Regions from separate parts of the Homo sapiens genome. Here region 1 is linked to region 2. A link is an interaction called in ENCODE POLR2A ChIA-PET data of the cell type or tissue named here. Cell type or tissue: Panc1. All regions are shown on one strand. Region 1 overlaps AFF3 (ALF transcription elongation factor 3). Region 2 overlaps AFF3 (ALF transcription elongation factor 3).

Evidence for each region. Peaks named below come from ENCODE experiments on the same cell type or tissue, not always from the same donor. Only the 100,000 strongest peaks of a DNase experiment are listed, where the experiment ranks them.
Region 1: POLR2A ChIA-PET joins it to region 2 with 5 read pairs; 2 of 35 experiments call an interaction of 5 or more read pairs at or near these places.

The regions. Positions count from the first base shown.
Region 1 is chr2:100,043,975-100,046,474 of GRCh38, forward strand. The region is part of intron 4 of AFF3 (ALF transcription elongation factor 3); the gene reads right to left. Among named protein-coding and RNA genes, the nearest start is that of AFF3, 97 kb to the right of the region's middle. In Panc1, no CTCF peak of the experiment used is centred here; no DNase peak of the experiment used is centred here; H3K27me3 peaks cover 410 bases.
Region 2 is chr2:99,974,577-99,977,076 of GRCh38, forward strand. All of the region lies in intron 7 of AFF3 (ALF transcription elongation factor 3), which reads right to left. Among named protein-coding and RNA genes, the nearest start is that of AFF3, 170 kb to the right of the region's middle. In Panc1, no CTCF peak of the experiment used is centred here; a DNase peak (open chromatin) is centred at 1,035.

The sequences.
Region 1 (2,500 bases), 69 kb after region 2:
CTGAGAGCATGTGTGTTCTGGGCTTTTGTAATTAGGCAGCTTGCACCTGAGCGTCTCCATCTCTAGTAATTAGAGCTCACCGCGGCAGTTTCCTTCCCAGCCGATCTGGCCATGGGGCCAGGAATGAACACATGGAGGAGTGATGAGGGTGGTGTGCGGCTGTCTTGACCTCTTCTGCACCTTACCCTACTTCAGGATGGCAGGGTTCTCAGTTACACCAGGGGTGCCTGAAAGGCAGGACCCGCATCCTCCATTCTACCCTCTCAGCACCGAGCAGGATCCCCTCTCGTGGAAAACAGCTCACCCCGTGTATTCATGCACAGCTATGTATTTTGAGGGAAGTGGCTCTTTCTGTTTTCATCTGTCACTGTCCACTAAGATACAAATAAAGAGAAAACCTCTGCATCTCTAAATGAAAACACTGAACGTATTCAGAATAGCTCCGTTTCACAACCCCCTTCCATCTATCTACCCAAGTCATAGAGTGCAATGAACCTCAATGTCTTTTTTTCAAGCTGTTTTTCATTCTAAACACCTAAGTTGACTTTCCTGTCCCACTGCAGTAGCCAACAGCTAAAAATAAAATGAATTTCCCTGGGCAATATATAGAAAGGCATACTCTCTCACTTTTTTCCTTCGTGGGCTAGACAGATGCTTGCTGGTTCACTTGCCAATAATGATCGACCTGGCACTCGACTGAGCCTTCAAAACACTAAACATATCAAAGGCCCCAGGTTAACCTCTGAGATTTACTTTGGAGTAATTAATAGGTTTATAGTCCTTAAAATAATCTATGGATGTGCCAAAGAAAACTGTACAACAGTACTGTCCGTTTAGAGGCCCCATCAAACATGGGGGATGTCTGATGGGGCCTCGAAATGGACAGTACTATTTCTAAACCTGGGGGATACTCCACAGCAGCCTCGCTGTCCAGCAAGTCAGACCATCACGTCAAGCAGACATGAAGAGAGAGATGGGAACAAGCTAGGGGGATGTGGACAAGACGGCAATCTGCTTTGGGAAGAAGAGCATCAGCCCACAGCATCTTTTTTAATCTTTCCAACAGAGGCTCCAAAGCACCTCCTCAGCCCAACCAGCCTCCCTGATGAAACTCAGGGCTGTGGCTGGTCAGGAAGAGAAATGAAAGGAAGGGGAGGGGGACTGGCCATGGCAACAGAGGTGGGGAAGGGGAGGAGGGTGAGGAGCTGGCCGTTTTCCTTATCAAGTGGTCAGTGGTAGAGAAGACGGTGAGGTCACTCAGAAGACAACTGAGCTAGGGAGCAGCTGAGTGCCGCAGTTACTACCCGCCAGCAACAGTCGCATGTTCACCGGCGCTCTTTTCTTCTCGTTCTGCCTCTAAGAGGCACAGAAAACAGACAAGCAACTGCAGACTAATGTACTTCTTAATAAGAACAGCAGCTCCCGTGACTGCGTTCTCACCCTATGTCAGATACTCTGCTAAGAACTGCCTTATGTCTTCCCCTTTAAGGCTATCAATGAATATTTATTATTTTAAGTGAGGGCTTTCAAAAATACAGTTGATCCTTCAACAACATGGATTTTAAAAACTGCATGGGTCCACTTATTGTAGGTTTTTTTTTTTTTTGATAAAAGTTACAGCAAATGTGCCTGCCTCTCCTGCCTCCCTTTCCCCTCCCTCCACCTTTCCCACCTCTGCCAGTCCTGAGACAGCAAGCCCAACCCTTCTTCTTCCTCTTCAGCCAGTATACTCCACAGGAAGATGGAAAGAATGAAGACCTTTATGATGACCCACTTCCACTTAATGAATAGTAAACATATTTTCTCTTGCTTATGGTTTTCTTAATAACATTTTCTTTTCTCTAGCTTATTGTAAGAATAATATCTATCATATATTAACAGTACATATAATACATGTAACATACAAAATGCATGTTAATCAACTGTTTATGTTATCAGTAGGGGTTCCAGTCAACATTAAGCTATTCATAGTTGAGCCTTTGGGAAGTCAAAAGTTATATGTGAATTTTTGACTGCATGAGGGTTGGCACCTCTAACCCCAGAGCTGTTCAAGGGTCAACAGCACACACTCCTGAGTTCCAAGAATAGTCTACCACTTGCTGATCACATGATCTAAGGCAAGTAACTCAACCTTCAAAAGAAAACCTTTCTTGATCTGTAAAACAGGAATAACAGAATTAACAATGCATGTAAGGCATGTACTTAGCTGGTGCAGACAATGATTCTGATAACAGCTAATGTTTACATTATCCTATACCTACTCTATAGTGCTCACACACAAACAGAATGAGGCACAAGAGAGGCCCAGTAATGTGTCCAGCCCCACAGCTAGTCAGCGGTAACATCAGGATTCCAACCTATAAGTCTGGTACCAGAGTCCATGTTCTTAAACCATTAATCTACGATGCCTCTCAAGTAAATAGTCAATAAGTGGTAGGTGTGAGGCTGTAGGAAAAAGAGGAGACGAAGGGACAGGAAAGCAGTCCTCATTGGAAAACTA
Region 2 (2,500 bases):
GGCATTTATCTCAAACCTGTCTCTACCCAATCTGACAACCTTTTGTCTCTCTGACCAATGGAAAATGGAAATGATTTTTCACTACTGTTCCCGCAGCAGTGAAGGGTCTCTTCTGAGTGTGGAGATTTAGTTCAACAGTTGAGTATAAAACAAATGCAAAAGCTGACATTTGTCATCCATGGCAGAAATAAAAGGCTAATTAATGAGATCTGTTGGAGTCCCTTCTCCCAGTGCACCCACTGGTGCCCATGGAGAATGCACACTGCCTTCCCAAATTGTGACACGTGTGACAAACTCTACCAGAGTGAATGATGGTCTGGGAAAGGTATGGCAGTGCAGCTCCGTGGCATGGTGAAAGGAAGAAAACATCATCAGGTTTCAATTCAAGGCAGTGGTAGTTAATAATGGACTTCCTGAAACCTGTAGCTCAATCACTAAGGGAATATTAAGATTTTCCACTTGAAATAACCAGGATTATGTGGGCCATCCTAGAAGCCTGCTGAACTGGAATGCATTCATACCCTGGTAATCATATTAACTTACTGTTAGGCCAAGGTCAACTTGATTTTGTGTTTCACCAAAGCTCACTGGGTCTTTTCTCTTGACAGCCATTGGGCAAGTGAGGGATACACGGTTGACTTGAAGCTGGAATCCACCCAGACCCAATGAATCACTGACCTCTCATTTTTAACCCTAATGAATTGGGGTAGAATTAGATATTTTGAATTATCATACAAAGCAGAGTAAACCCAACAATCTATCAAAATTATCTAACTATCTAGACTGAACAATTTTACTTGGAAAGGATATACCTGCTTATGAAATACTAATGATGACAGCAAGAAAGTCTGATTTCAAATCTATGGGTGCCAACATTCTATGTATGGTCATGGAAATACATATGTAAACTTGATACACTGACAAGTCATTTCCTATGACATTTTGCCAATCAAAATAAAGTAAAATGAAGAAAATTGTTTAGAAAATCTGGATCTTGTTTCCTTAAGGTGTATGTAGGAGGAAGCAGTAGGAGGCAGGAGGCATTTTCATTTTTATTTTACTGCACCAGTGTTTGGAGCTCAGCAGCTGAGATGGGGTGAGTAACACATGAGCTTTGATGAGCAATTGTGGACACAGCCCTTTTTGCCAACATCTCACTCATTACCTTTTCCCTCCACTTTTTTTTTTTTTTTTTTTTGCCAAACCACCCTACTAGATTATAACAGTCTGCATCAAGAAACATTTCATTTAATTCTGGAAAGGCACAGCCATGGAAATAGAAGATTAAAATGAAAAAAAAAAAAAAGAAAAAAGAAAAAGAGAAAACCCACACAAAAAAAATGAAACTAAGAGATTCTGAAAGCAGCATTTCCTAATTAAGAAGGCCCAAGAAGGTGACAGATGTACCCAGGTCCCCACAACCAGCCAGTGGCAGAACCACCAGAAGAGCTCATTTTCCTAGTGCCTGCCCAGGTTTTTTCTACAATGCTCACAGCATTGCAAGGAGGAGTTAACGCCAATTCTTATTCAAAATTAAATTCTATTAGATATTAAGGATTTCTGGTGGGAATACTTCAGAAATGAAAAAGTATTTTCAATTTAAATTAAATTAAATTTCCAATTAAGTCACAGAGAACTGTACTTCAACAGGAATCTCTTTTACTCTACCCCTTTACAAAAGAAATATTTCACTTTTTTTCTTTCTGGTCATCAATTAAGAGTTTTATGTAAAATGTGTCACTTTCATCTCTGATTAAAACGCATCCTATTTTAGGTTTTGAGATTAGAAGCTGAGGCCCAAGGACTCAATGAAATTGTATGGCATCGTTCCCGCAGATATACATACATATGCTCCTAGGAAAAAGGTTCGTAGCATTTATCAGATTTTCAACTGGATCTATAACTCTTCCAAAAGATTAATAAGTTCTGTTCCAGATAGAGCTGAGGTTTTGGCAAAGGTAAGGAATCCTTACTAAAGAATCTTGTTTCTCTCAATAGCCCCTAAATCTCTTCAACTCACATAATTGCTTTTAAATTCACAAAGGAAATCCACAAGGCCTACAAGGAAAAGCAAATTCCAGCCCCCACTAAAACGGGAATGGACAGCAACTGATTAATTCTGCAGTAATGAAAATTTAATATAAAACCTTTAATTTCATTTCAGGTAGCCTGAACTTCAGATTGGACATTTTCAGTAGAAAACCCATTTCTTTTTGTTCCTGTTTTTTTTTTTTTTTCCTAAAAAAGGCTTATATTTACTTGATTTGAATTTTGCTAGCATGCTTTTTCTTCTGAATTCAAGTGACTAGAACTGAAATTATTCCACCTGGGGAGAAGAGACAGCTGAAAGCCAATTTAGTATTGGTTTTCAAATACATGAAGGGTACTCAGAGAGAGGATGATTGCCAAAGAAAATGGTCTTTGAACCATAGAAAGAATCTGAGCTTGCTCTAAAGTTAAATTTCCTGACTTACAGAGTTTATGACATTAAACTGAGAGA